2 separate regions of the Homo sapiens genome follow, and region 2 is linked to region 1. A link is an interaction called in ENCODE POLR2A ChIA-PET data of the cell type or tissue named here. Cell type or tissue: MCF 10A. All regions are shown on one strand. Links, peaks and the distances in the headings refer to the core of each region. The heading gives the core; the rest is flanking DNA.

What was found. ChIA-PET counts read pairs that join two places held together with the same protein. Peaks named below come from ENCODE experiments on the same cell type or tissue, not always from the same donor. Only the 100,000 strongest peaks of a DNase experiment are listed, where the experiment ranks them.
Region 2: POLR2A ChIA-PET joins it to region 1 with 5 read pairs; 7 of 35 experiments call an interaction of 5 or more read pairs at or near these places.

What each region holds. Positions count from the first base shown.
Region 1 is chr2:84,952,628-84,963,043 of GRCh38, forward strand. No RefSeq gene overlaps it. Among named protein-coding and RNA genes, the nearest start is that of KCMF1, 13 kb to the right of the region's middle. RefSeq lists enhancers at 5,143-5,831, 5,832-6,522, 6,523-7,212, 7,213-7,902 and a silencer at 5,519-5,813. In MCF 10A, for the core only: no CTCF peak of the experiment used is centred there; DNase peaks (open chromatin) are centred at 5,864 and 6,744.
Region 2 is chr2:85,038,545-85,048,960 of GRCh38, forward strand. It overlaps KCMF1 (potassium channel modulatory factor 1), which reads left to right. Exons shown (of 7, transcript NM_020122.5): 4 at 5,020-5,121; 5 at 7,560-7,734. Among named protein-coding and RNA genes, the nearest start is that of LINC01964, 24 kb to the right of the region's middle. In MCF 10A, for the core only: no CTCF peak of the experiment used is centred there; no DNase peak of the experiment used is centred there.

The DNA.
Region 1 (10,416 bases), core at 1,103-9,102:
GGTGGTGTGTGCCTGTTATCCCAGCTACTCAGGAGGATGAAGCAGGAGAATCGTTTGAACCCGGGAGGCAGAGGTTGCAGTGAGCCAAGATCGTACCACTGCACTCCAGCCTGCGCGACAGAGCGAGACTCCATCTCAAAAAAAAAAAAAAAAAACCCAGAAACAAAAGGCCACATAGTATATATGATTCCGTTTTCATGGAATGTCCAGAATAGGCAAATCCATGGACACTGAAAGTAGATTCATGGCAGCCTGAGACCGAGGGTGGGAGAAACGGGAAATGACTGCGAATGGGTATAGGCTGATGAAAATGTTCTAGAATTAGATAGCGGGGATGGTTACATAACTTTGTTAATATACTAAAAACCTTTAGAAGAGTGTGAATTTTATAGTATGTGAATAACATTTCTTTAAAAACTACAGATTAGGCTGGGAACAGTGGCTCGTGCCTGTAATCCCAGTACTTTGGGAGGCCAAGGCAGGAGGACTGCTTGAGCCCAGGAGTCTGAGACCAGCCTGAGTAACATAGCAAGACGTCACCTCTACAAAAAAATTTTTTAAATTAGCCGGATGTGGTGGCACTCGCCTGTAGTTCCAACTACTCAGGAGGCTGAGGTGGAAGGCTTGCTTGAGCCCAGGAGGTCAAGGCTGCAGTGAGCTGTGATTGAGCCACTTGCACTCCAGCCCGGGTGACAAAGTGAGACCGTCTTAAAAAAAATAATAATAATAATTTTTAAAAAGCTACATATTATTAGCCAGGTGTGGTGGCACATGCCTGTAATCCTAACTACTTGGGAGGCCGAGGCAAGAGAATTGCTTGAACCCGGGAGGCGGAGAGCCAAGATTGTGCCACTGCACTCCAGCCTGGGCAACAAGAGCGAAACTCCGTCTCAAAAAAAAAAAAAAATTACATATTATTATGCCAATGAACCACATTCCTTGGTGATTTGCCTTCATTTTTTACCCCAAAGATCTCCCTGTATAAGAGAGAGTATGTGCTTCATTTTGGCACATCCTAATTATCAGTAATGCTTATATAGACTTACTCTGGGCCAGATACTACGCTAAGTGCTTTCCATGAGTGAATGAACTCTATTGTGTGAGATGAGCCACTATTTATACTTCTGGACCCGTGATCCCTGATGTCTGCCCATTTGAGTTCTGAGAGTTGGCCTCAGCACTAGGATGGTGGCAGCAGTGGTGCAGAGAGAGAGAGCACAGGTACTCGGTTCAAAAAACTCAAGAAAACTCAGAACACTGATAGAAAATAGTCTGGGACAGTATCCAAAAACAGAAGAACAAGTTGAAGCTCAAAATCAGGAATTAGGTTGCAGACTGGGATTGGTAAAGAAATTGGAGTTGGGGGTGGGTTCCCAAAAAGGGACAATGTCAACACCCCATGCTACAACACCGAATCCCAATAAAACATAGTAGCTATAATCCAGGTCTACATCAAAAGTTCTTGGGAATGTACATGAAATCATACTGGGGCCAAGATATGTGGAGTGAGGCACAGATCTGGCCATGCAGTGCAGGGATGATGCCAGTGTTGATTTCTAAGCCTGTGTTTTCCCTGAGTTCTGATGGATCAGTGCCTAGGAGAACAAAGGCAGGATCAAATGCTCCAGGTACTCAGAGTCAAAAATCCAATCTACAGGGCAAGCAATGAAGACAGCAAGACAGGACCGCAAGACGAAAACTAAAGGCCAAGCCCAGGGATGGGTGATGATTTCCAAGAAAACATGTAAGCTCACTGACTGTCCCTGGCCACTGGCTCCCTGGTGCCAGATTATAAAGCGAAGTTATGGGAAACAGCAACATGAACTCAGGGATCAGCCCAGGACAAACAGCTGAGTCTGCTTTCAACCTGCCCCCTGGAATGAAGTGAGCTATGGACTACATAACAGGATGCGATGAGACGACAGGACAGCAGAAAGCTAAAGGCAAGCCTAGTAGACTCTATCCAAAGTGTCCATCTGGGTTGGACACAGTGGCTCATGCTTGCAATCCCAGCACTTCGGAAGGCCAAGGCAGGCAGATTGCTGGAGCCCAGGAGTTCAAGATCAGCCTCGGCAACATAGTGAGACTTCGTCTCTACAAAAAAAAAAAAAAAATTGGGGCCAGGCGCAGTGGCTGACGCCTGTAATCCCAGCACTTTGGGAGGCCGAGGCGGGTGGATCACAAGGTCAGGAGTTCAAGACCAGCCTGGACAATATGGTGAAACCCCATCTCTGCTAAAAATACAAAAATTAGCCAGGCATGGTGGCAGGCATCTGTAGTCCCAGCTACTTGGGAGGCTGAGGCAGAGAAATTGCTTGAACCCAGGAGGTGGAGGTTGTAGTGAGCCAAGATCACGCCACTGCACTCTAGCCTAGCCGATAGAGCAAGACCCCGTCTCAAAAAAAAAAAAAAAAGTAATCAGCTGGGTGTGGTGATGTGTGCCTGTAGTCCCAACTATTCCTGTGGCTGAGGTGGGAGGATTGTTTGAGCCCAGGAGTCTGGGGCTGCAGTGAGCCATGATCATGCCACTGCACTCCAGCCTGGGTGACAGAAAGAGACACTATTTCAAAAAACACAACACAAAAAAAACAAAAAAGTTTGGCCGCAATGGCTTTTTAGAGACACCACATCTAAAAAAAAACAAGAAAAAGAAGGGCAGGGCATGGTGGTTGACACCTGTAATCCTAGCACTTTGGGAGGCTGAGTCTGGAGGATCATTCTGAGGTCAGGAGTTCTAGACCAGCCTGGCCAACATGGTGAAACCCTGTCTCTACTAAAAATACAAAAATTAGCTGGGTGTGGTGGCACCCATCTGTAATCCCAGCTACTCGGGAGGCTGAGGCATGAGAATTGCTTGAACCTGGGAGGCAGAGCTTGCGGTGAATCAAGATTGGGCCACTGAACTCCAGTGTGGGCGACACAGCGAGACTCTGTCTCAAAAAAAAAAAAGAAAAGAAAAGAAACAACTGGCCACAGAGTAGAGAAAGAACAGAATGGGAGAAAGACGAGAGGCTTGGGGACCAGTTAGGAGACAACTACAAGTTGAGAGTAAAGTGATAAAGGCCTAAATCAGAAGTTGACAAACTTTTTCTGTAGGGCCAGAAAGATGTTGGGTAACTCTCCCAGGGTCACCCTGATGGTATGTGGTTGACAAACTTTTTCTGTGGTAAATATTTTAGTCTTTGCATGCCATAAGGTCTCTGTATCAATTTTTTAACTATGCTATTGTAGCACAAAAGTAGCCATGGATAAGAAGTAACAGGCTGGGTGAGGTGGCTCACACCTGTAATCCCAGCACTTTGGGAGGCCAAGGCGAGTGGATCACCGGAGGTCAGGAGTTCGAGACCAGCCTGACCAACATGGAGAAACCCAGTCTCTACTAAAAATACAAAATTAGGGCTGGGCGCGGTGGCTCACACCTGTAATCCCAGCACTTTGGGAGGCTGAGGTGGGCAGATCACCTGAGGTCAGGAGTTTGAGACCAGCCTGGACAATATGGTGAAACCCTGTCTCTACTAAAAATACCAAAATAAGCTGGGCATGGTGGCATGCGCTTGTAGTTCCAGCTACTCAGGAGGCTGAGGCAGAAGAATTGCTTGAACCCAGGAGGCAGAGGTTGTGGTGAGCCGAGATCGTGCCATTGCACTCCAGCCTGGGCAACAAGAGCGAAACTCCATTGCAAAAAAAGAAAAAAAAAAAAAAAAGAAAAATTAGCTAGGCCTGGTGGTGCATGCCTATAATCCCAGCTACTCAGGAGGCTGAGGCAGAAGAATTGCTTGAACCCGGGAGGTGGAGGTTGCAGTAAGCTGAGACGGCACCCCTGCAATCCAGCCTGGATGACAGAGACTCTGTTTAAAAAAAAAAAAAAGTAACAAATAGGCATGACTGTGTTCCCTGTGTTCCAATAAAACTTTATTTACAAAAATGGTGGCGGGGGGCCAGATTTGGCCCATGGCCTGGTTTGCCTACCCCAGACCTAAAGTAATAATACAATAGTCAACATTTGTTGAGAACTGTGACATACCAGGCACTTTATTACTGATTCTCACTGCAACCTTGAGGGGAAGTATTATTGGCTCCCTTCTAAAGAAACTGAGGCTGAGAGATGTTGGGTAACTTTCCCAGGGTCACCCTGATGGTATGTGGCAAAGCTGGGATTCAACTCAGGTCTTACTCCAGAGTTCATGATTAGTCTATGCCACCTGCCGGAGCAGTCAAGAGGAAGGGAGAGGGGAATATATGACTATCAGGTCTCAGTTCCTGGGAGAATTCACTCACTCACTCACTCACTCACTCACTCACTCACTCACTCATTCATTCATCCATTCAACAAATGCTATTTGCAAAGTACTTGGGATTCAAAGACAAATAAGATATGATTGCTGTCCTCGAGTAGCTCAGAATCTACTTTTTTTTTTTTGAGACAGGGTCTTGCTCTGTCATCCAGGCTGTTGTGCGGTGACACAATCATGGCTCACTGCAGCCTCGACCTCCTGGGCTCAAGTGGTCCTCCCGCCTTAGCCTACCAAGTAGCTGCGACTACAGACATGCAGCACCACACCAGGTTAATTTTTTTGTATTTTTTTTTTTGTAGAGATGGGGTTTCGCCATGTTGCCCAGGCTGGTCTCGAAGTCCTGGCTCAAGTGATCCACCCGCCTTGGCTTCCCAAAGTGCTGGGATTACAGGCGTGTGTCACCATGCCTGGCCAAGTCTAGCATTTAAACCTTTAACTGAATGTAAGGGATGAAGAAAAGGGAATGTGATTTATTTTTTATTTTTATTTTTTGAGACGGAGTCTCGCTCTGTCGCCCAGGCTGGAGTGCAGTGGCGCGATCATGGCTCACTGCGAGCTCCGCCTCCTGGGTTCATGCCAATCTCCAGGCTCAGCCAGTAGCTGGGACTACAGGCACCCACCACCCCGCCCGGCTAATTTTTTTTTTTTTTTTTTTTTTGTATTTTTAGTAGAGACGGGGTTTCAGCATGTTAGCCGGGATGGTCTCGATCTCCTGACCTTGTGATCCGCCCGCCTCGGCCTCCCAAAGTGTTGGGATTACAGGCATGAGCCACCGCGCCCGGCTGGGAATGTGATTTATTAATAAGATCAATGAATTAAAACATTGAAGTTGCTCTCATCCCTGCTTCCTTCCTTCCTCTAAGCATCCAGAGAGCCCTCTGATCCTTTGGGATCACAGACATGGGATATTTTTACTCTCCAGCATGAACACATAGGTGGATTTACTGTGAAACTACTGAAGCTTACACTTCAGGGTCCCTGGCTTCCTCAAACAGGGCTTCCAAGCCCTATATCTAATTTTGCACTTCTTTCTTAAGAGTTGCCTGTACCAAATATATAAGCCTCAGGGCCCCAAACCTGGATCCAGCCTGAGTGAATGTTTTTTTAGAGCCAGGTCTGATAGAAGCCTGTTTTTAAGGAATTACCAGGAACTGAGCATGCTGTTTTTGGCCCTCAGGGGTTTCTCTCAGAACTAAGAATTTGGGGGCTGTCCTCAGTCACAGGTGCAGCCTGAAGTCTGTTCCCGCCATGTTCACTCTCCTCTATTTACCATCACCTGCCCCTGCTGCGTCTTCCTTTAAAATACAGCCCTGGGCCCTAAGCTTTGTGCTGATTCAAGCTCTTTGGAATTCAAGACATCCAGGAATCCGACGCTCCAAGAATTTTCCCAACGACCTCTCAGTGGGCCATTCAGGCAGGAAAGGATACACACATTCCTAATGGGGCCAGGGGCTGTGACTTAGCCTGTGTGTGGCTGAGAGCCTGCTGAATACAAGGTGCTGGCAGTTGGCAGGGCTTCCCAGGGTGGGGACTTCTTGCTGAGCTCATCAGCAGGCCCAGCTCTGTACCCATTTGTCCAGGGAAAAACCAACCCCTAATGGAACTGTTTGTTTTATACTCTCTCATCGAAGTCATAAATGACTCACAACTAGAATGTTATTAACGTGAGAACAGAGGCCTACCTGGCAGAATAATTGGTTTTGGTCATTTGCTCAGAGTGCCAGGCAAATCCACAAAGCATATCAAATTACAGGTTAGAAACCTGATGAATAAACAAGAATAATACTGTGAGTTCTCAAGGGTACGTCCTGTACCTGTTTTGCCCACTGTCATATCTCCGGCAAGACACAGTGAATACAGCCCCTGACACATTGGAGGTAATCTATAAAGAGTTACTAAATGATTAAAGAAAAGGGATGAGCTGTTCTTAGTGGAAACACCCATTTCTCCTAAGATGAATTCGCATTCTTTTGGACCAGTTCTTTCTAAATTAACAGCACTACCCAGTGGTATCAGAGCATCTATACCTTTGGATATTACAACAACTCTATAAATTCTAATTGCTTCTTCTTTTTTTTTTTTTTTTTTGAGACAAGAGTTTTGCTTTTTCACCCAGGCTGGAATGAAGTGGCGCGATCTTGGCTCACTGCAACCTCCACCCCACCGGGTTCAGGCGATTCTCCTGCCTCAGTCTCCTGAATAGCTGGGATTATAGGCGTCCGCCACCACGCTGGCTAATTTTTGTATTTTCAGTAGAGACGGTGAAGCCATGTTGGCTAGGCTGGTCTCGAACTCCTGACCTCAGGTGATCCACCCACCTCAGCCTCCCAAAGAGCTAGGATTACAGGCGTGAGCCACCGTGCCCAGCTGAGACGCTATAATTTCTAACCTATGGCTTCCCCTTTTCTGGATTCCATGCAGTCCACACACAAGCATTCTATGACTCATTACCTCCTGAGCATCCAGCTTCTTAACTGTTACATTCTAGGGATCTTTTCCACAGTATGTTTCTAACTCCTTGATGGTTTTTGGGGGAGACCTGGGTGACACACTTGGAACAGACCTGCTCCAGGGGCTTGTTACTTTGTGTGCATCCCGCTCCCTTCACTTTCAGGTGACCTCATTTTCTAATCTTCCTTAGAGCAACCAATCCCCCATACACTGTCTCCTTCTTCAGAGAATCTTTCTATGTGGATTTGTGCTTTTTAAATTGGCATATGAGTTTTAGGCACAGTTGGACCAGGAAATGCCTTCCTGAGGAATTCAGCAGCTTCTAGAGATAAAATGTGATAGAGCAAATTATGAGTCTGGGAATCAGGACATCTGGGTTCCAGTTTTGTACACATCATTCATTTCACAAATAAGCACCCAAAGCCCACTATGATAGCCAACTGCAGGGCTGTGCTACAAGTATGTAAACAAAGACACCTACTCCTGCCCAAGGGCAGCCCAGTGGGGGAAGTGAAAGGATTAAATTGCAATAATAGAGAATTGTAAAAGGAATTGGGAGCACTTAGTGAGGTGGTTCTACAACTTTATTGCACCATCAGGATCCCCACGGGTGTTCTTTCAAATGCCAATCTTTGAGCCCCATCCTTCAGAGATCCTGATCCGGTTGATCTAGGAATGCTCAGGGACATTGAATGTTTATTCTGAGCACCTTCCCTCCTCCCTCCACTCCCCTCCTGGTGATTCCACTGGAAGTGGCCCCAACCCACACTCTTTCCTTCAAGAAAAGGTTCACAAAGGCAGGGGTCTGGAGCTGATTTTTTTTTTTTTTTTTTTTCCCAAGAGACAAGGTGTTGCTCTGTCACCCAGGCTGGAGAGCAGTGGTGCAATCATAGCTCACTGCAGCCTCAACCTCCCGGACTCAAGTGGTCCTCCCATCTCAGCTTCCCAAGTAGGAACTACAGGCATGTGCCACCACGTCCAGCCCTTACAGCACATCCAGCTCTTACAGCTGATTTTTAAAGGAGGAAGGAGTACAAACTTATGAGGCACAGAGGCAAAAAATGGCATGATTTTACCCTACGCTCTAAGAAAATGAAGGCCATGAGGCATGAATACCACAGCTTCCTGACCTACCCAAATGGACACCTTTATCTCCACTGGCAATTTTTCTTTTTTGACAGAGTCTCACTCTGTCTCTCAGGCTGGAGTGCAGTGGCACGATCTCGGCTCACTGCAACCTCCACCTCCCGGGTTCAAGCGATTCTCCTGCCTCAGCCTCCTGAGTAGATGGGACTACAGGCGCGAGCCACCATGCCCAGCTAATTTTTGTATTTTTAGTAGAGATGGGGTTTCACCATCTTGGCCAGGCTGGTCTTGAAATCCTGACCTCCTGACCTCCTGATCTACGCGCCTCGGCCTCCCAAAGTGCTGGGATTACAGGTGCGAGCCACCGTCACTGGCCAATTTTTGTATTTTCTTAGTAGAGACAGGGTTTCACCATACTGGCCAGGCTGGTCTTGAACTCCTGACCTCGTGATACACCTACCTTGGGCTCTCAAAGTGCTAGGATTACAGGCATGAGCCACCGCACCCGGCCCATTGGCAACCTTCCTATAGCACCAGCAGAGGAAGAGGCATCCTGCTCCTGGTGGAAGCTAAATTTATCTGGGCTCCTTCTCCCCTCCATCTCCCACCCTCACCACCCCCACCTCCCTGCTCCACACACACATACACCCTTCAGTTCTCTGCTGCCTCTCCTGGATCCTTCCCCTAAACCTCTAAACACACTAGACTCTCCTATTCCTAAAACCAAAAACACTTCCCTTCACTCTGGGGCCTCCACTTACCATCTTTTAATTTCTCATTTATTTCTCTGACAAGCTTTTTTTTTTTTTTTTTTTTTTTTTTTTTTTGAGACGGAGTCTCACTCTGTTGAGTGGTGGCACAGTCTTGGCTCACTGCAACCTCCAGCTCCTGGGCTCAAGTGACCCTCCTGCCTCAGCCTCCCAAGTAGCTGGGATTACAGGAGTGTGCCATGACGCCCAGCTAATTTTTGTTATTTTTAGTAGAGACAGGGTTTCACATGTTGGCCAGGCTGGTCTTCAACTCCTGACCTCAAGTGATCCACCTGCCTCAGCCTCCCAAAGTGCTGGGATTACAGGTGTGAGCCACCATGCCCGGCCTCTGCCAAGCTTCTTTAAATACAAAAGAAAGAAAAAAGAAACAAAAGGGCTATGAAACCAGTGTATATGTTCATTACAGAAAATTTCAAAACTAAAAGGAAAAAAAGTCCTTCATACCTTATCATAAGCTCTCAAAACATCAATCAGAACTGCTTCAATTAGTTTTGTCACCAGAATGTAAACACCTCCAGGATGGGGACATAGTTTTCTTTTTCATGATTGTGTCCTCAGTGGACCCAGAAGACTCAATAAATATGTATTTATTGGGGACTACTAGATGGAAGAGAGAGGGAGTGAGTCAAGGGCTGAAAACCTACCTTCTGGGTACAATGCTTAGTGCCTGAGTGATATAATCATTCACACCCCAAACCTCAGCATCATGCTATATACCATATAACAAACCTGGGTAACATAAAAAAAAATACATCATCCATATTATACCCCCATAACCATATTGACTCTGATAGCCATCCAATCTTTACATGTTTTATTAAAAATAAAAAATGAGGACAGGTGCCATGGCTCACGCCTGTAATCCCAGCACTTCGGGAGGCTGAGGTGGGAGGATCATTTGATGCCAGGAATTTGAGACCAGCATGAGCAACATAGCAAGACCTCAACTCTAAAAAAAAAAAAAAAACTTAAAATTAGCTGGGCCTGGTGGTACATGCCTGTAGGCTCAGCTACTCAGGAGAGTGAGGGTGGGAGGATCGCTTGAACCTGGGAGGTCGAGGCTGCAGTGAGCCATGATCATGCCACTGTACTCCAGCCTGGATGACAGAGCAAGACCCAGTCTCAAAAAAACAAAAACAATAATGACATCAGGCTGTACATACATAATTTAGAAAAGAATGTTTTGTAACCTGCTTTTTTCACTAAAAACACATCATATTTCTAGTTCATTACCCATTTTTAGTTGCTGCTTTTGGTTTGGATAGACAATAATTTATAGGTTTTCAATTTTAAATATTAAAAAGAACACTGTGATAAACATTCTTGTGTCTAAAATCTTTGCATCTATCAGTAATTACTTAAATAGACTGAGTTGAGCTGGGATTACTATGGCAAAGAATGGGCAAAAATCTATTGCTCTTGAAACCTACCATAAAATCCCATTTGGAATGCTTGTAACAAGTCATATTCCTTTCTTGACATCCTCATTATCAAGTATTATTAAAAGTATTTTTCTGCCAATTTAAGAGGTGAAATGGTGTCTCCTTTTAATTTGGATTTGATTCCTAGTGGTTGAGTTTGTTTCACATTCTTATTTCAGCTCATCTTCTAGAAGTCATCTATAGCTACTGTCAGTTTCTAGGCTTCCAAGGACACCCTTCAGCCTACTGCAATGCAGCTTCTTACCCTACTCCTCCATGGACAGATGACATCCATTTCTGAAATCCAGGGGCCACACTTCAATCTATCTCATGAGGTATCTCTGCTTGGTGGACACCGATGTTCTCCCTTCCTGAAGACTCTGCTTCTCTGAC
Region 2 (10,416 bases), core at 1,488-9,487, 86 kb after region 1:
AAAGCCTGAAGTTGTCATTGGCCGTGGCATTTAGTTAACTCAGTAGAATGTCTTTCTTCTTCTTCTTCTTCTTTTTTTTCTTTTTTTGTATAAGCACTAAAGTATAATATGTGTCAACAGGTTTTGTATGATGGCTTTAAATTTAGATGGCTCTTTTTGGGTCATCACTCTTCTGTGGAAAAACTGTTTTAAACCCCATTCCCCCCATTGTATTGCAGGTGATCAGAAAATCCCTTGGCATAATAAGCCTGGGTGTTTCTGTAGCTGAGTTCTAAGAGCCGCTCAAAAGCAGAGACGTGAATTGTACCCCAGTTTGAAGAAATAATGAAAAATACCAATTTAAAAAAAATATTTTGGTAGAGACTTCGTCTCACCGTGTGGCCCAGGCTGGTCTCAAACTCTTGTCTGCAAGTGATCCCCCTGCCTCATTCTCCCAAAGTGTTGGGGTTACAGGCATAAGCCACTGTGCCCTGCCCCAATTTTGGCCCCAGTTTTTAAAAAGAGATGAAATTCATATGAACTTTAATGTTGGCAGGAACTATGCTCATTTCTTGATAATGTTTTAAACTAAAGTGTTAAGTTAGTTCTGATTTGGTACTCAGTAAGTGCTTAACGGATTAGTCCATGGTAACAAAATTATATAATATAACAAATTTAGCCAGTCAGAACTTTAACTTTACCAACTTACCTGGATTTCATAGCATAGATCCTTGAACTAGAAATAGGAATGTGGTTATAAAGAATAGTTTTTAAAGCTGTGAATAGTACCCATCGAGAGAATGCTGTCTGCTGTAGTTGTATTAGTTCAAGAGAGAGGCCAGAGGAAATCCAAACTTGCTTTAAAATGGTTGATAATTGTATGGGGAAAAATGTGTGGAGCTGTTGTTTTTAAAAAAAAAATCAGGCATGCTGACTTTAGGTGCTTTCATAGAGGAAAAGTTCTGTATATTCAGCAGTGATTCGGTGTTTATATGTGGAGTAATGACTTCAGAAGGTATATTTTAAAGACATTGGCAACAAACTGTGCTATAATGTGTCCTAACTGGTTGCTGGCTGGTAGTCATGCCCTGGAACCATGTGGAAAAATGGAGACTCTGTACGTTCTTGGGATGGGACCTCATCTCAATTGGTAAAGGCTTCCAAAGGGGCTGCAGATAAAAAGCAAGACTGATGGTGACCCTCAGTGGCAAGGTGAAGGAGAAGAGGAAACTCGAGCAACAGCAGAGACGACACTGAGAACAGCAAGGACATTTGTGAATACAAATGTTTTTTCCTTTTTTTTTGGAGACAGAGATTTTGCTCTTGTTGCCCAGGCTCGAGTGCGATGGTGCGATCTCGGCTCACTGCAACCTCTGCCTCCCAAGTTCAAGCAATTCTCCTGCCTCAGCCTCCCGAGTAGCTGGGATTACAGGCATGTGCCACCACGCCTGGCTAATTTTTTTTGTATTTTTAGTAGAGATGGGGTTTCACCATGTTGGCCAGACTGGTCTCAAACTCCTAACCTCAGGCAATCCATCTGCCTTGGCCTCCCAAAGTGCTGCGATTGTAGGCGTGAGCCACTGCACCTGGCCCAGATGATTTATATTCTTAGCCAAATTAAAGAAATACTGACTTAAGCCAGTTAAGTAAATCTTAATTGACAAGTTGTTGTAATTTTAAGCTTGTGTGTTACATGGAATGTTTCCATATGAATAATAGATATTACTCTATCGTGTGGCAGTGGAAGTATGATAAATATTAATGTTGACAAGCTGTCATAATTTTAGGGTCAGTACCCTAAAGTTACCCTTTGTGTCGAGTTTTCCTGTCCTGTAAGAGATATTAGGCACCATGATGTAGAAATAAAGACACACTCAAAACTAAGCAGTATTTGTGCCCATGAGTGGCACAGTGGCTTGCTTTGTCTCTCCTCCCACTCCCCACCACCTCTTTTCCATTTCTCCTGCCCCGCTTTGCTCTCCTTTTTCTTTCTTCGTCTTGTTCCCTTCATTTCCTCTCAGAAAACACAGTCTTGAGAACAAGCATTTTTGTCTTAAAGCATGAGTTAGCTTGCTAAATATAAAATGTAAAACCTAAAAGGTGACCAGGCCTCTGTGATCGCATCAGCATCTGAGCTTAGTTTTCCTTTCCAACTCCTCATTTGAGTTAACTTCATGTGACCCAAGTGTGGCAACATCTTCCACTTGGTTCTAAATCTAGCCTCTTGATTTTCTTTTTTCTTTTCTTTTTTTTTTTTTTGAGATGGAGTCTCTGTCGCTCAGGCTGGAGTGCAGTGGTGCGATCTTGGCTCACTGCAACCTCCGCTTCCCGGGTTCAAGTGATTCTCCTGCCTCAGCCTCCTGAGTAGCTGGGATTACAGGCGTGTGCCACCATGCCCAGGTCATTTTTGTATTTTTTAGTAGAGATGGGGTTTCACCATGTTGGTCAGGCTGGTCTCGAACTCCTGACCTTGTGATCCACCCACCTCAGCCTTCCAAAGTGCTGGGATTACAGGCATGAGCCACCGTGCCTGGCCTAGCCTCTTGATTTTTCTATGCCAGCTGTCAACCTGGGTGATCCTCCCACCACAGTAATTTCTTATCCTCAGTAATTCTTTATCCCTAGTAGTTATGGAAGTTTGGTTGGTTGATTGGTTGGTTTTATATTATTTCTCTTTGAATGAAGCAGTTCTGAATACCTTCATCCTGCCATCTTAGCAGAATTACTGCAATGAAATAAAAAAGATTTTGAGTATAGAACCAAAGTCAATACACGATAAGGAAGGATCTTGATTTTATTTTACATCCTTGTCTCGAAGGTGCTTTTCTACTTGTTAAATTATCTATCTTATTAGGACATTCTTTGTACGTTTGATGTCTCTGCTTCCCATTCTGTTTTCCTTCTAGGAATCTATATCCTTGTGGAGACTTTTCTCATCTACCAACATTTTTATGTCCCCTCAAGTACTGAAGCCTTTGCAGCTATCATTGGACAGCTCAAGTTGTTTATAGATTTTACCCGAAGGCCAATCTAAAGGAAAGTATCTTAGAAGAAAGATGCCTTTTCCTTTTGGTGGTTATTTTCTCTTTAAATAAAAATCTTATACAGCCTTATAATATTGTAATAAAACTATAACCCAGCACTTGTTAACTTTTTCAGAATGATGAGTCTCTAAGGTAGCTTGTTTTATTTTTAAATAACTGGAACTTGTTTTCTGTTTCTCCAAACATTGCTGGTCTTTTTTTTTTTTTTTTTTTTTTAAAAAAAGCAAGTCTGGCCGGAGTTTAAAACCAAAGACAAATCACATTGTCCTGCATCTCTCAAAGAGTTTACAGTTTAGCTAGGTAAGACCAGAAGCACGTGAAAAGTAAAATATGTATATCAGACATAACCAGGTAATGTCAGAGTACAGGAATGGTACAGATAGTAAAAGTTAAATCCCTAGTAAAGAGAGAGTGGATGGATAATCTGTAAACTTTGACACATACAGCTACTTTTCTGACAGAGGAAAGAATCTGACCACCTTCCTGGCATCTTCTAAGAAAGGCATAGGCAGGTCTATCTACTTCTTTTTCTCTTTTGCCTCATCACATTCCATTGTGACCTGTCTAGTTCTTCTGCACACTGTCATGCTTAAATGTTATTTCTCATGAACATATTTAGGTTTTCCTGAGGATATTTCTCAGAGTCCTGAGTCACATAATCAGGACAGCTGATTAGGCATAAGAGAGACTGATATCAAATCAGAGTTGAACTCTCAGGAGACTTCTGCTTTCTAGTTGTTAGAAGATGGAAAGTTATGTTTGTTTGGGCTTCAGGAATCAGAGCAGTTTGTTTTCCCTCCGTACCCCAGGATTGTCCTTCCAAGTCTCACCTTTTCCATCTCCCCTCATCTCCAGCGCTACCACCTACTCCCACTGTGCTGGCAGCAGACAATAAGGTTGACCAATTGCCTAGATTTTGCCTAAGTGAAAGAATTTCGGCACATGTACTGGCAATGAATCACATATCCTATCTTTAACCTTCTTATTTATGGATAAAGACACAAGTCTACAACTTGAACTGTGCACTTCCTGGGGCTCCTTTTGGTCATGCCCCTTGCTTCAGACCTTTCTTCTTGGCCCTGTTCTTTAAGATTGAAGTTGTTCATACTTCAAGGCTTGGCTACCATTGTTAGAACATTATCTGTCCATTTGAATTTCGGAAGAGTAAGGGCCTTTCCTCTTTAAAACGTTCCTCATTCTTTCTAGCCTTCCCCTCTCCTTCCCTCTGTTTCACCAATTCTGTTAACTATAGAAACCACCTTCCCAACCTGTCACCCGCTCCCCGAACTGTGACTGTGTACACACCATTTTATTCCTACTTTCTCCCATCTCTTGCCAAGAGGCCCATGGAAAGTTGTTCTACTACTCCTTGAGCCTGACCTGGTTACAAGCTTCTGGCCTACCACCCCATTTCTTCAGGAAATAAGGTTTAAAAATGGGCTTCCATACCATATTCCCCTTGGAAGTCACATTCATAAATTTATAGACCACATTTGCATATTATCAGTAATCATAATTTGTCTTACATTCAACATGTCTGTTGAATGTTTGCACAGTTGCATTTAATCAGATCTCTGCTGTCTTATTTGGGAATTGGCTCTCAAGTATAGCTTGCTTTGGAGAAGTGTGCCATAGGCTTGTATCTGTCTTTACCATTCAAGACTGGACTTACACGTAAATGTGCACTAAATAGCACATTTTAAAGTTTTTTTTAATGGAAACTATTTTGCTAGACCATACAAATGAATCAGGCAGGCTGTTAGAAGGCCCTGCCAGAGATCAAGTTTGGTGTGTCTGAAACTGTTGTGTTTGACCCTGAGGGACCTTGTGTGAACAGTTCTTGCTTAGGTTTCTACTGCTTTTCACTGATTTAGGATCTGCTGTGTTTTCTGTTGGTTAAAACTTGATAATAGTAAAACTTACAGCAGAATACTCGTCCAGAAAGATGTCTTATTGACGTTCATTTATTAAGCTGCTTTCTTTACTTCCATTTCAGATTTGTCCAATATGTGCAGCGTTACCTGGAGGCGATCCTAATCATGTCACGGATGACTTTGCAGCTCATCTTACACTTGAACACAGAGCCCCTAGAGATTTAATATCCTTTTAAGAGATGACAAGGAAAAGAGTTGTTTGTAATGTTTGTCATTTTGATTTTTTGTTTTGGAGACAAGATCTCGCTGTGTCGACCTGGCTGGTCTCAAACTCCTGAGCTCAAGTGATCCTCCTGCTTCAGCCTCTTGAGTAGCTGGGACTATAGGCACACATGTGCCACTGCATCCAGCTTGTCATTTTGATTTTTTTTAAGGATCATATCCCCCAAAAGAGGAAAAGTAATGTCCAAATTATTTTTACTTATTTGAACTTTTCCTAAAAGTGACTCAGTGCTGAGATGCAATTTATTTCTCTTTTTATATACTATCACCATTGTATGAACCATTTTCATTAAGTGAAAGTTGACTTGTCCTTCATCTTTAGTTCATTACAATTAGATTTTTTTTAAGGCAGTTTGACCAAATTGTGTCTTCCAGGATGGCGTTTTCATACAAAAGAGGAAAATGTTAATCCAAATTAAAATTTAATTAGTTAAATATGAAGAGGCATTATTTGCTTTCCCTCTCTGTTCCTCTGCTGCCTTACCCTGTTGTGGGTGTGGTGTGGTGAGATGGTGGGGACAGGTGTGCATCTTGGTGTTCCTTTCCTTTTTGGGGTCCCCTTCTCCAGAGAGAGCCATTTCCTGCCGAGTTCCTGAGTAGGATAGCATAAGGTCAGCTCTAGCTTTAAATTTCCTTTCCTGCTTTTCTTTTCTTTTCTTTTTTTTTTAAAAGTCGGAGTCTTGCTCTGTCAGCCAGGCTGGAGTACAATGGTGCTATCTTCAGCTTATTGCAACCTCCACCTCCTGGATTCAAGTAATTCTCCTGCCTCAGCCTCCCAAGTAGCTAAGATTACAGGTGCCCGCCACCACACCCAGCTAATTTTTGTATTTTTAGTAGAGATGGGGTTTCACCATATTGGCCAGGCTGGTCTCTTGGCCATGCTGGTCTTGAACTCCTGACTGCCTGCCTCAGCCTCCCAAAGTGCTGGGATTACAGGCATGAACCACTGCGCCTGGCCAATTTTTGTATTTTTTTAGTAGAGATGGGGTTTCACCATGTTGGCCAGGCTGGTCTCGAACTCCTGACCTCAGGTGATCTGCCCACCTCAGCTTCCCAAAGTGCTGGGATTCAGGCGTGAGCCACCACGCCCAGCCTCTTGCTTTTATTTCTGCATTCCCTTCCTTGTCTCTCAACAGTTTCTGGCAGTGTTCCCTGAGATTACTGGCCTACCAGAGCGATTAATTTTGTGGACTCAATGCTTCTGATTTCAGGTTATGAATTGTTCGTCTAAAACTGTCACCAGCTGGGTACAGTGGCTCATGCCTATACTCCCAGCACTTTGAAAGGCCAAGGTGGGAGGATCACTTGAGCCTAGAAGTTTGAAACCAACCTGGACAACATAGGAAGACCCCATCTCTACCAAAATAATGAGCTCAGCTGGTGGCACACACCTGTGGTCCCAGCTACTCAAGAGGCTGAGGTAGGAGGATCACTTGAGCCCATGAGCTCAAGGCTGCAGTAAGCTATGATTGCACCACTGCACTCCAGCCTGGCAACAAAGTGAGACCCTGTCTCAAGATACATATATATATGTATATATAATCATAATATAAAATTATCAAATATATAAATATGATCATATCACTTTCTCTAGAACCCAAACCATCCTCATGAATATGATGGAACAGGGCATGTACCGTGACACCTGAAGGCCTCTTGGAGCTACCCATCCGGTCCTTAAATAACTCCAGAACCATCAGCTGAAAAACTGAGAAGCCAGCCAAAAAATTAATCTGCATTATAAAGCTGGTCTGTTTGGTACTTTAAAGGAAAAATCTCTTCTATATGATCTGGCCTCCCCCACCTCTCATTTGCCTTTGTGGAAACGTAAGGTTGTCTTCATGAGTTTTGACAGCTATTTGCAACTCAGGACCTTTTTCAGTTTGACTTACACTCAGCTGTGTAAGACGGTTGAGGCTGCTGGGAATTTTTCTTCGTGATAAATGTCATGTTAATCTATCTGTGTGTCTTATACAAGAAATGCAAATCTGTTTTCTGCTTAGCAGCGGCATTGGAAAGAAGCTTGAAGACAGAGTAAAACTAATAATCCAAAAGGAACCTTTGATGTGCTGAATATACATTCAGTATTGTTCCTTTTTCATTATAGGTGGTATTTGAGATTTCATGAGCTATATAGAGAAACTTTTTTACCTCACACACCCAATACACACACACACACTCACATGTTGCCTTACATTTGAGTGTCTTTTTAGGGTTAATAGCCCTCATAGATAGAGTTGGGACATTTGCACTTTAAGTTAAATGTGCTGTTTTTAAATGCTTACAATTCAGGAAATCTTTACATCTGTCTAGCAAGGACTCAGGTGATTTTTTTTCTTTCTGTGAAATACTTTCGTTTTTTTCTTAACTTTTGGGTTATGATGAATCGAGTGGTGTTCGACATGTACGTAGAATGTTTCACCCTGGCCGGGGATTAGGAGGTCCTCGTGCTCGTAGATCAAACATGCACTTTACTAGCAGTTCTACTGGTGGACTTTCTTCTTCTCAGAGTTCATATTCTCCAAGCAATAGGGAAGCCATGGATCCTATAGCTGGTAAGTTAGTTTCACATTAATAAGGGAAATGGCAGGGGAAGGAGGAGCTCCTTTTAAAACTTTTTGTGATGCCAGGTGCGGTGGCTCACACCTTTAATCCCAGCACTCTGGGAGGCTGGAGCGGGTGGATCACTTGAGGCCAGGAATTCAAGACCAGCCTGGCCAACATGGCAAAACTCCATCTCTACTAAAAATAAAAAAATTAGCCAGATTTGGTGGTGGGTGCCTGTAATCGCAGCTACTCTGGATGCTGAGGCATGAGAATCGCTTGAGCCTGAAAGGTGGAGGTTCCAGGGAGCCGAGATCGCACCACTGCAGTCCAGCCTGGGTGATGGAGTGAGACCCTGTCTCAAAAAAAAAAAAAAAAACTTTTTGTGAGATTTGTGTTCTTAAGTCTCACCTCTCTGATCATAAGCCATGTTCCTTCACAAAATTCCCAAATACATTAAAAGTGTAAAATGTGTTAAAAGCAGACACTTAACATAAAGTAATTCATACTCTTCTGGCATTGCTTAAGTCCAGTAGTCCCCCCGTCATGTGGTTTTGCTTTCCTGGGTTTCAGTTACCCACAACCAACTACAGTCAAAAAATAGGTGAGTACAGGACAATAAGATACTTAGAGAGAGACCACATCACATAACTTTCATAGTATATTTTTAGATTTACTCTATTTTGTTGGGAATCTCATGTTCCTAATTTATAAATTAGGTGCCTAATTTATAAATTAAACTTTAGCACAACAGATAAGTATGTATAGGAAAAAACATAGTATGTATAGGGTTCTGTATTATCCAAATGCCCATTTCAGCCATTCACTGGGGGTTTTGGAACGTATCTCCTGCAGGTAAAGGGAGACTACTGTTCTTAGAGACAAAAGATGATAAGAAATGGTTTTATGTTGTATTTGTGGCCTCTATTGAAGCCCAAGGAAATCATAAAAGATTTCAACTTGAATACCTCCAAAATGTCATGGTTAAATCTCCATAAGTACACATAAAAAAATGTCCAAAGCACATTTGAAATTAAGGTTTTATAAGGTATAGCTAACATTTTTAAGAACATGTTATGTGTAAAATTCTGTCACAGATTTATGCCTATCTCAGATGTTGTGCAAGGCGCCTCATGGCTTCCAGGTACACATTCCACCACATGGACACATTTCAGAACTGTTATCTATAGCTAATTGAAAAGACTAAAGAATTAAGCTCTTCTCATGGAAGAAAGGAAAGTAGGACTTAATGTCCTGACCTTGATTTGAGAACTATATTGTTGTAGAACATACTGAAAGGTACATGTTTAATAGCTTGGGAAAAATCTTAAAAAAAAAAAAAAAAACACAGTTTTTGAACCTGGCCATGTCACTGAGTCTAGTACATGACAAACCTAGGAAGTTGGTAGCAGAACACAGGGTCAAAATAAAATACAAGAAATCACTGTAGCCTGATAATCTGCAAGACACACCAAGCAGACAAGTGGTAAGACAGTGGGAAGTGTGCACACATTTAAAGCAACAATTCTGAAATGTGTCCATGTGGTGAAGTGTGCACCTACCTGGAAGCCATGAGCACCCTGCAGAACACCTGAAACATTGATAAGTGTAAATCTGTAATAGAAACTGAGAACATCAGAGCTAAATGACAACTTAGGAACACAAAGGAGGAGACAGCAGACACTGGGGGAGGGTAGCAAGAGAGAGAGGAGCAGAAAGATAACTGTTGGGTACTGGGCTTAATTGGGTCCTGGGTGATGTAATAATATGTATGACAAACCCTCGTGGCAGGTGTTTAACTGTGTAACGGACCTTCACATGTACCCCCAAACCTAAAATAAAAATTTAAAAAAGAAAAACAACCTAAGAACAATTTTATACCTATCATGTTATTTAAAAGTTAGATATACCATATAAAATTTTAATTCCAAATGTGCTTTGGACATTTGTGTGTGCAACAACAAAAACAAGCCTAATAAACTGAGTTTGGGGGATTTAAAAAATATTTCTTCATCCAAAGGGAATATTTACCTGCTATTTTGGTGGCAGGCACTAAAAATTAAAGTAGTTTCTGGGAGCAAAATTCAAAATTGAGAAATTTTCTTCATTTGATTTTTTTTCTGTCAGTGAAAATTAGTTTATTTTAGTGATAGACTGTATATTCCATGAAAGAGTGGTATAAGAGTGCTATAAAAAGCCTGGGATAAAGCAACAGTGAGCAAGAAAACAAACTGTTAATGAGTTTTAATGATAAAGAGTTTTTGCTGGCCTGAAAGTGTCTGCAAGGCAGTCATCGATTCCCTATAAGCGAGGTGGACCCTCCACTTGGAAGAAGGCATTTCACTGTACCTTACTTAGATGAGGATGCGGGGACAAAAGTTTACACCTCTCTTAATGAGTACAGCCTTATGGACACAAGACAGTCTGGATCATAACAGGCCACTAAGTAGGCTGTACAGTCAGATGCAGCAGGTTCTCAGGAGCCAGTCAGCCTTGCTGAGCACTGGTAGTGGTATCTACTGCAGTGGTACTCTGAAACAGCAGTACCAGAAGGTACTAGAGGGAGAAAGCAGAGGCAGAGAGTGTGCAAGGGCCACCATCAGAAATGATCCAGGCCTCTTGGACTGAATCCTAATAATTCATTCAGTCATTCAGTAAATGTTTGAATTCCTGCTATATCAGGCCCTGTTCTG